Linked DNA regions of Homo sapiens: region 1 is linked to region 2. A link is a contact called in ENCODE Hi-C or POLR2A ChIA-PET data. All regions are on one chromosome and are shown on one strand. The core of a region is the stretch at or near the end of the contact, and the rest is flanking DNA. Distances in the headings are between cores, read along the strand shown. Region 1 overlaps LCLAT1 (lysocardiolipin acyltransferase 1). Region 2 has its middle 120 kb from the start of CAPN13.

What was found. A loop is a pair of places that touch in the nucleus more often than their neighbours do. ChIA-PET counts read pairs that join two places held with the same protein, here RNA polymerase II (POLR2A). Pooled maps may share reads with other maps.
Region 1: a map of ascending aorta shows a loop between it and region 2 (3-fold over the local background). The contact joins two enhancer-like sites. A Hi-C loop is called at or near these places in 3 of 168 maps with a recorded cell type or tissue (PC-3, ascending aorta and heart right ventricle) and 5 of 50 pooled maps. POLR2A ChIA-PET finds 5 or more read pairs at or near these places in 3 of 52 experiments (AG04450, H1 and naive thymus-derived CD8-positive, alpha-beta T cell).

What each region holds. Positions count from the first base shown.
Region 1 is chr2:30,564,219-30,569,151 of GRCh38, forward strand. LCLAT1 (lysocardiolipin acyltransferase 1) reads left to right here. Exons shown (of 6, transcript NM_001002257.3): 5 at 3,842-3,958. Among named protein-coding and RNA genes, the nearest start is that of LCLAT1, 120 kb to the left of the region's middle. Within about 2 kb of position 1,738, at least 6 of the 41 ENCODE cell types and tissues checked have a DNase peak (open chromatin) inside an H3K27ac peak, as active enhancers do; they include heart right ventricle, where a contact is called at or near this core.
Region 2 is chr2:30,685,820-30,690,775 of GRCh38, forward strand. No RefSeq gene overlaps it. Among named protein-coding and RNA genes, the nearest start is that of CAPN13, 120 kb to the right of the region's middle. Within about 2 kb of position 3,217, at least 11 of the 41 ENCODE cell types and tissues checked have a DNase peak (open chromatin) inside an H3K27ac peak, as active enhancers do; they include heart right ventricle, where a contact is called at or near this core.

The DNA of each region.
Region 1 (4,933 bases), core at 488-2,987, 120 kb before region 2:
TTTAATAAATATAGAGTATAGAAAGCCATTCACTGAAATGATAGGTTTATATTTGTGAATGCGAAAATGTACACCAAAGAATGCCAACTTTGAAAGTTATTTGGTAAATAAAAACTAATGAAAGAAAGGTCATATGTTACTGCTACATTAGTGTTAATATGTTCATACATTAGACCTTCAGAGTCATAAAATGTATATGTAAAACTTTTTTCATTCTGTATTTGTTCTCAGGTTTCTTTTTGTAGGTGATGAACTCTCCATCTAGTTGCATAATTTTGGAGTCCATAGTGCTCACCATTACATGATGTAGTTGCATATATATTTTAAATGCAAATGATGTTTACCTTTGAAGCTAGACTTTGCCAAGGAGAAAAAACAGACTGATCCTGAAGTTTTAAACATTTTTTTAACAGTAGAATACAGATAATTTTATTGAGTTGGTAAAAAATCATTTTAAAAAATAGGCTAACAAAATATCTCCAGTTTGGAAAAAGTATCTGTTAATTAAAAGGTGTTTAGTTACTACCATACTTAACCTTAAACTGGGTTTTTCAGCCCAGTGAGACTGTTTTATAATTTAAGTCCTGAATCTAGCTTGCATGTACATTTAAATTAGTGCATTTAAATCTAACTTTACATATATTCTATCTTCATATTTTATTGTTGGTTATAACTTTTTAATGGAAGCAATATATGTTAATTTGGGAAAATTTGGAAACATAGAAGTATGCACAAAACTTGCTATAATCCCACTGCCCATAAGTGAACACTATTTTAATTTTGGTCCATTTCTTTTGAGTCATTTTGGTCACACACAGACATATGTGCACCCATACATATGTCTTCGTTATTCTTGGGTTAGGGAGTTCTATATTGTATTGGCATATTAGTTAGGGTTCTCTAGAGAAAGAGAACCAGTAGGATGTGTATATATAGAAAGAGGTTGAGATTTATTTTAAGGAATTGGCTCTTACAGTTGTGGAGGTTTGGTAAGTCCACGATCTGTAGGGTAGGGTGGCAGAGTGGAGATCCCGGGAAGTAGTCGAAGTTCAAGGCCAAAGGCAGTCTAGAGGCAGAATTCTTTCTTCCTTGTTGGGGAGAGGAGGGCACTTCTGTCTTTTTCTGTTAAGGTCTTCATTCACCTGATTTGATGGGGCCTACTCCCATTGTGGAGGGTCATCTGCTGTACTCAGTCTACTAATTTAAATATTAGTCTCTTCTAAAAAATACCTTCCCAGAAACATCTAGAATAATATTTGATGAGATACCTGAGTATCGTGGCCTATTAAAGTTGACATATAAAATTAGCCATCACAATTAGTATGTGATAATTTTGAGTTCCATTTCCCTGATTTGGAAAGATTCTAACAATTATGTTATTGCATATAACATAACACCTATATACATAAAACTTATTCTTTTTAATACATATATGAGTGCCTGGATCTTTATCCCTACTCTCACGAAGTTTACGTTCTGTGAGGAAAGACAGATGATAAACTAATAAGTTAATAAAAATATGTCAGTCATAAGTGCTATGCAGAAAAATAAGGCAGGATAAGGAGAGAGAGAGAGTCATAGAAGGGGTGTAGGGTGCTGTTTTGTTTAAGGTGGTTAGGGAAAGCCTCTCTGTTAAGTTTCTGTTTAAGTAGGGACTAAATGAACAAAGCAGAAAAGCGTGCAGCTGTATGGGTGAAAGGCATTCTGGGTGAAGGGAGGAGCAGCAACTGCACCGATCCTGAGGTGGGAACATGCCCAGCTGGTTTGAGAATAGCTGCTAGTAGTCCCATGGGCGGAAGGAGTGTAGGAGTGGGAGAATTACAGGGAGTAACGTGACAAGACAGGAGGCTGTGGTCAGAAAGTGGGATGCTAGTGCAATAACAGAGTCTGGGGATGAGTAGATGAAGTAGGGGGTAGATGGAAAAGTCTACATCTCTAATCTCTCTGTATTTCTGATCATTTTTACCGTCCCACATTGTGACTGTTTGTTTTAGAGCTGTTTATACTTGTACTCACATTCTACAACAGTTCAGTTTTGCTTTCAGAATCCCCAGAGTTTTATAAACTGAAAGACCAAACTAAAGGGTAGTTACTACTCATCTTTGTGGTGTCTATGGGATTCCTAATCCCATTTAAGGTCCTGTCAGCTGTCTATAATATAAATATTGTTTTGTAGCCCCATGCCCAGGATATCCTCAAATGAATATGAGAGGAACTTACTACTCTTCATGTGTAGGGCCTTTACTTTTGACTTGCCCGGCTCAATTCCTTTATCATAAAATGATGTAACACCTTCTATAGGAGTGTTCTTTGAATATTTCAGTGTTGTGGAAGTCGTCTATGGTTTTTGGAGACTTTGAGGACTCCGTGATCTTAAATTTACTCCTAGTAAAGTTGTGTCGATATAGATATTTTTCTTGTGACTTGGAATAATAGTTTATCAATTTCGGAATGCAGCTGAGGATTGCGGGTTCTAACATCTGCTGTCATCAGAAAGTATTTCATGATCTCTCCCAGCAGTTGAGGCCAAATTTCTGAACACTTTACTTTTTCCAAATGTATTTGCTGAATAATGGGTTTGGTTCTTCTTGGAACTTGTAAAGTTACCTCATGGAATGGAAAAAGAAGGTTTTGCCAACAACTGGAACATGTACTTGACTCCGTAACTATATTCAGCCAAACCATGTTCAGATATTTGTACATGATGTGCTAATCATGTGCCCATTTTGTTATGGAGCGGTTTGGGTTAGTAATATTAACATACTCTGTGCCTGAGCAAGGCAGATATTTCAGTTCACATTGAAGGCCTAAATTATTGGATTTTAAAGAATGTTGATCTGATATATTTGATTGCTAGTTATTTCTTCTGGATGTCTAGGTCATTGTATTTTGTTAGTGTCTTAGTTTTATTTTATTAGCATTTTATATTTTAATATTTCAATTTTGTTATATAGGGATTGTTTTATAAAAAAATTTAGTTATTAGCATTTTAATTTTCATTGAATGTTGACTTTCATGAAATCTTTTAAACAAATTAAAAGATATGAATATGAATTTCAGAAAATGTATAAAAATCGATTTATGCCTTTGTTATAATTTTTTTTAATTTCAGTAAGTATAACCGAGCATCTCAGCTTTGAAATGCATTTTAACACTTTTTTTCTTTAGTCTTAGAATATAGCCTCGAAGTGTACTTTGAAACTCTGTTTTCCTTCTGTTTCCACTAGACACTTCCTTGCACCATGTATGCTTATCTACTATATGCTTGCTTAGAAATTCCAGGGGCTAATTTTGAAACAAACCAGGCATGGAGGCCCTGTGGAACCCTCCCACTTGGGGGAGTCATGAACAGTTAGTCCACTACCATCAGGCTAAAGTCAAAGTAATGCCAAGTGGACCTCCGGATGGGCAGTTACCCGAGACAGCCATCAGAACAAGACACACAGACCCTGTGCCATTCAAACATCTCCTACAGCAAGTTTCCTTTTAAAAACACTATGATAAATTTTAAAACTTAAGATGGGACTTTAGAACACTAGTTCACTATCTTCTCAGTTTGCTGGCTCTCTGTTTAAAACCTGCTTTCCCTCCCACCAAACTTGGCCTCTTGTGTTTGGCTTTCGAGCAGCAAATAGCCAAACCTGGGTCTGGTTACATAAGTAGGTCTGGGATCTTGATAATGGACCATCTGCAATGTTTGTATCTTCTCATTTGACTCAGTATTCAGTAATTAGAGAATAATTAACAGCTATTTTTTATCAAAAAAAATTCTGCACTTCTTTCCTTACCTTGTTTATTTCCCTTTAGTTTATGATTTATAATGGTCCATTGTTTTGTTTAGAAAACAGCAAGTCTCGAAGTAATGCATTTGCTGAAAAAAATGGACTTCAGAAATATGAATATGTTTTACATCCAAGAACTACAGGCTTTACTTTTGTGGTAGACCGTCTAAGAGAAGGTAAGCACCCATTTCAAAATGTACTTTTTAATAAAAGTGGCAAAAATTGCTAAGCTTTATATATAGCCCTTTAGAGTTTGTAAAGGATTTTTTACTACTTTGTCTCAAGAAATGAGATATTGTATTTTTATTCCAAGTTGGCCTATGTACTAAAATGTTTTGCCATGTATTTGTTAGAGATATAGAAGAGATCTCTGTAAAAAATTCTTTCCCCTTTTTTGGAACAGACATAACTCTATATTACATATATATATATGTTTGTATATAGAGAGTTAGGCTATAATTCCATTTTAGGATATTTCTCCAAGTGGCAAAAATGTCTTTCTTTCTTTTTTTTTTTTTTTTTTTTGAGATGGAGTCTTGCTCTGTTGCCCAGGTTGGAGTGCAGTGGTGCTATCTCGGCTCACTGCAAGCTCTGCCTCCCAGGTTCCCGCCATTCCCCTGCCTCAGCCTCCCAAGTAGCTGGGACTACAGGTGCCCACCACCACGCCCAGCTAATTTTTTGTATTTTCAGTAGAGAGGGGGTTTCAACATGTTAGCCGGGATGGTCTCGATTTCCTGACCTCGTGATCCAGCAGCCTCAGCCTCCCAAACTGCTGGAATTACAGGCGTGAGCCACGGCGCCCGGCCAAAAATGTCTTAAGAGTATCTTGTCACTTAATCCATTTCTCTAGTAATCATGAATAGCAAAAAAAAAAAAAAAAAAAAGAGAAAAAAAATCTTATCACTTAAACTAACCATATGTTTGGCTCTTAGGGTTTGAGAATATATCATTCTCTTACTATTTTAAGCTATAGAGAAATATAACGATCTGAAAAATAATTTTACTTTAATTATTTCACTCAGTCCACCAAGTAACTGGTTGGTAGGAAGGCAAGTGCCACTACCTCTACTATTTTATAGTTAAATAGAACTGGCATCCAGTGCGGTAAGTACATTTTCACAGGTTACTTGAGTCAGGGATAGAACCTTCTT
Region 2 (4,956 bases), core at 1,967-4,466:
TCCTGGGGGCTACTCCCAAAGGCCTGAGGCTGTAGAAGTGGGAAGACTGTGGCCCCCCAGGTGTCCAGGCAGATGACTGCTTTCGCTTCTCACAACCTGTGCTCCTACTAACAAGGGCTAGGGAGTATTTTCCCTATTTTATTTCTTAGTCGAGTAAGGCACATGCAAGCTATGTACCTCATTCCATGCATGACTTACTTGCCATGGGCTGGGGAGGGAGTTTATTGCCGGCCTTTTAAGTCCTAACTCAATGTTTTGTGTGTTTTTGCAGTCACCACCAAACAGCCACTTCAGCATATTGACAGAGAGCTTGTTTGCTCTTCATAGTAACCTCTGGCTGTGCTGTAGGCAGGTCAGGCTTCTAAATGGCAGTTTACTGAGGAGGACTCCTGGGCTGAGATTGTGTGGCGGCACCCAAGTCTTCCAGCCAGCAGGTGGCAGAACAGGGATCTCTGAATCCCTAATGCTGGAAAGTCTGGGGCTCCATTCTGATCCAGCAAATCACCATGTTTAGCCCACAGTGCAGCCCCCTCCTTAACCTTCTGCCCCAAACCCATTTGCCAGTTCTTGATGGCAACAATAGGAAAAGTAGGCTTCCAGGCAGGACTGATCCAAGAGACAGCTCTGATTTAAACCCAGGAGTGGGTTAGGTTTTGTAGCACCTGCAGCTCATACAATTTTGAAGTGCCTCTTTAAGAAAAAAAAAAAAAAAAAAGCAAACGTATGCTACTTTTGCAAACTTTACAGAAAACACAGGACCGTGCAGGTAAGGGGTCTTGACGCTTATGCTTTGTTAGCTTCTGGGTAAATCTGCTTCCACTTAAACACACTAAGGACAATTGAGGGCAGGCAGAGGCTTGGGTCACTGTTCCCTCTTGCTCACATTTTGCCTGGCACAGGTGCAAAATTACGGTACCATCGCATTTGAAAACAGCAGTTACCCCAAGCAGTTATCCCTCAAGGCCCTTTATAAATGTCAAGCTAATTATTAGATGATTAGATAATAGCTACAGTGTGTGCCGTCTGGGTGAGCTGTGGCTGCTGCTACCAAAACACCCTGAGAATGCCAAGTGACATGTTTGGAAAGGATTGGAAGGACTAAGAGTTCCAGGCCTGGACGGTGAAAACAAGCCTGGAGGTGGTCTCCAATGGGGAGATGCCTTAGAGGGAAAGGATGAGGAGGGCAGAGGCTGTGGCAGGTGCAAACATCTTCCCCAGAGAAAGGGCTCAGGTAGCAACAGCCACTTACTGAGCATTTGCTGGGTCAGGCTAAGCTCTTTACATGCATTTTTTCGTTTAACTCAAAACAACCTTTAAATGTGGGAAATTGTATTATTCCTAATTACCAGGTGAAAGTGGAGGCTGGACGGCACACACCACTAGTAAGCGGTGGAAAAGTATTTGAACTTAGAGCTTTCTAAGCCCATGTTTTTAACTCCTGAGCTGCTGGTGAGAGCCCTCTGGGCTAGGAACCCCTCTCTCTCCTGGTCTTTTTCTTTTTTCGAGATGGAGTTTTTGCTCTTTTCGCCCAGGCTGGAGTACAGTGGTGCAATCTCGGTTTATTGCAACCTCCGCCTCCCTGGTTCAAGTGATTGTCCTGCCTCAGCCTCCTGAGTAGCTGGGACTACAGGCGCCCACCACCACGCCTGGCTAACTTTTGTATTTTTAGTAGAGATGGGGTTTCACCCTGTTGGGCAGGATGGTCTTGATCTCCTGACCTTGTGATCTGCCTGCCTTGGCCTCCCAAAGTGCTGGGATTATAGGCATGAGCCACTGCGCCCAGCCTTCTCCTGGTCTTTTTCAGGAATGCATGGGAGGACTCATTCTGGGATCATAAATGACATCCCCCAAATTCTACCCCAGATCTGCCTACAGTCAAGCTTGAGGCCTTGTGGGCCTAGAACCAGGGCATCCTGGACTTCCGATGGGCAGGGCTGTATAGGAAGTTATGCCACCAACGAGGTGGTCCTGGACAGGGGCTGCATTAGGTCCATGATTTGCAAATGTGCTCTGTGGAAACTGAGGAAGTCCATGGAGCTTTTTTGGAAGCGGGGAAGAGCAGGACGGCATCTAATGAAAGGGCTCGGTAGGCAGGGTAAGGAAGCTCCAAGGACCCCCTGCCCCCAAATTCTACCAGAGCAGTCCCACCTTTATATGATGTCACGCTGGCCTTCCTGAAACACTCTTTTTTTTTTTTTTTTTTTTTTTTTTGGAAACGGAGTCTCACTCTGTCACCCAGGCTGGAGTGCAGTGCTGCGATCTTGGCTCACTGCAATCTCTGCCTCCCAGGTTCAAGTGATTCTCCTGCTTCAGCCTCCTGAGTAGCTGGGACTACAGGTGTATGCCACCAGGCCCGGCAAAATTTTGTATTTTTAGTAGGGATGGGGTTTCACCATGTTGGCCAGGCTAGTCTCAAACTCCAGACCTCAAGTGATCCACCTGCCTCAGCCTCCCAAAGTGCTGGGATTACAGGTGTGAGCCACCGCGCCCAGCCCCTGAAAAACTTTTTTTGAACAAAGGGATCTGCACCCCCAAAATGTATGCAGGCCAACCTAGGTCCTTCCAGCCCTGCCCCCACACTGGCTGGTTGGGAGCATTGTTCAAGGTTATGCCAGTAGAGCAGCCCCTCTCTTCCTCGTTAAGGCAGCCTGGTGAAGCTTTGAATCCCTCCTCAGAGCTATATTTTTAAATGCATGAAACAGAAGACATAGGATAACACCAATTACATTGAAATACAGTTATCACAATATTTTTATAGAAGCTAAAATTTTTGATATCACATCACAGATTCTTGTTAACACGACAAACAAGATCTAGTGACAGATCTCGCAACCCCCATAATTCTGAAGCAGTGATTAGCTTAAACAATAATTTCAGATATCGTAACAAATGCAGTGATATGAAATGTAACTTTGATTTCTACTGGCAAGTCGCAGATGCTGCTAAAATGTCTGAGGCCTGTTGACTACATTCAGAAGAGCAGGAGATACTCAATTTCAGTGGAAGGTTAGTGAAAATAAGGATATAAATTTTTTCCCCATTCAAGTTCACAGACCCTTCGAATTCTCTCCACAGCCCCACCGCCCCTGTTGTAAATCCATCAGCACAGTATGCTAGCCATTCGGGTCATTACTGCTAATTATAGCTGTTGTTAGTATTTGCTTCAGGCACAGCTGGCACCATGGCCTGGCTGGTCCCAGCTTCACTCATTCCCTGCTCTCAGTCCTAGTGACTAGCGAGGGAAACGTGTCTGCACAGCTTTTCTCCCTGGATGGAAGCCGAGTGCCTCTGGCCTGGAGCCTGTCCCTCAACCTGTCCCTCCACCAGGGAAAGCTGCAAAAGGGAGTCTGTGGCCTTTCCATCCTGGGTCTGTGGGAGTTCATCAGAGCAGAGGGTGGGCTCCTGACCCAGCCTGTCCTCATGGGAGTGCTGCAAGCTGACACCTAAGAGAGAACTGCCTGATTCCTAGGGTGACCTACCCTGTCAACAGAGGAGGGTGTCTCTGTTGCAAAGGCCTGGGAGGAGGTGGCCGGCAGAGCTTCAGAGAGCCATTCTGGGGTAAGCAGCTTATTTTTCCCTCCCTGCAATGGCTTGTTTTCAGACTCATTCACAGAATGCCCCAGAGGCTATGAGACCAAGGAAAGGGTGACACTTTTCCCCTGCACCTATGGTGGAATGGGCACAGAGGAGAACAAGGCTCGTGTGCCTCCCTACTTCTCAGGAAGGAAACTGCCTGTCATCATTGTTTGCAATTTCTCAGACACCACACAGTGGTGCCAGGTCCCTGTTGGGTGGCCCACCGTTTGAAGGGCTCCTGGCTCAGACTGGAAAATGGAGAAGGCAGGGTAGGGTCGGATGAGCCCAGACAGAGCCAAGAAGGTCAGGGCTGGCAGAGACCTCAGGGGACATGTGACCCTCCTGCCTCATCGCCAGGTGAGGAGCTGGAAGCCGGGTCCCAGTGGGTCAGGCCAGAGCCAAATATCAGCCTTTGTCACCTCTCCTGTGGCCTGATCAGTCAGTGCCTTACAGCCTCTCTGGTGGGATCCCTCATCCCTCCTGGTGACGGGGTGGGGAGAGGACAGACATTCAGCCTGCCAGATCCTGATTTCCTCATTGGTAAAATGGGAAAATGATCATCTGTCCCTCAAAGGTTGGCAGGAGGCCTTCATCTCTTACTAAGTGCCCAGCACAAAGATAACAATAAAATCACAAATAAGAGGTCCCTGCCCCTCTCCCCTTCTGTGCTGAGTTCATCTGGAATCCCCAAGGCCCAGCCTCAGGCCTGGTGCTCAGTGGGAACTTAAAGAATCCCTGTTAAAATAAAGATGGATGGCTCTGACCTCCAAATGCCAAGACCGGGCTGTTTGCAAATCTAAAGGCTCCTAGGCAGCAGTGGGAGGAATTTGAGCAGAAACATGGAACAGCATGTCCAAGGACATAAATTCCAAGTTATTTTTGTTGGGAAATCTGAAGAAAATAATTCCATCCACATTCCCCACGTCGGAACTGTTCTCCCAGGTTGGCTTCAGCAGCGGCCCATTCCAGCCACCCCTCCTTCCTGCAGGCAGAGGTGAGGCCCTAGGAGGGAGCAGGGCAGGCCAAGTACCCTATTCGGGAGAAGGTGTCCCTGGATCATTGCCTTGGCTTGGGAAGATGATGGCACCAGGTGGCAGGGGCTGAGCCACAGGTAGTGGATGGAAAGGGCCTGTCATCTGGGCAGAAACTCAGACCCTGAGGGTCCATGTCCTTAATGAGGGGGGAATGGGGCTGGGAGGTGCCCACGTCACCAGGAAGCATTTCTGATGCTCCCCCTACTACAGGGCTCTCACTTAGCACAGTTTAAACCCAATTTATTCCAAAGTTATATGACTAAAACATCTTTCAGCTTGCCCCCTGTTAAATGTATATTGTATTCATTTACAAATTATTTGACGTAAATTACTGTACAGATCTGTG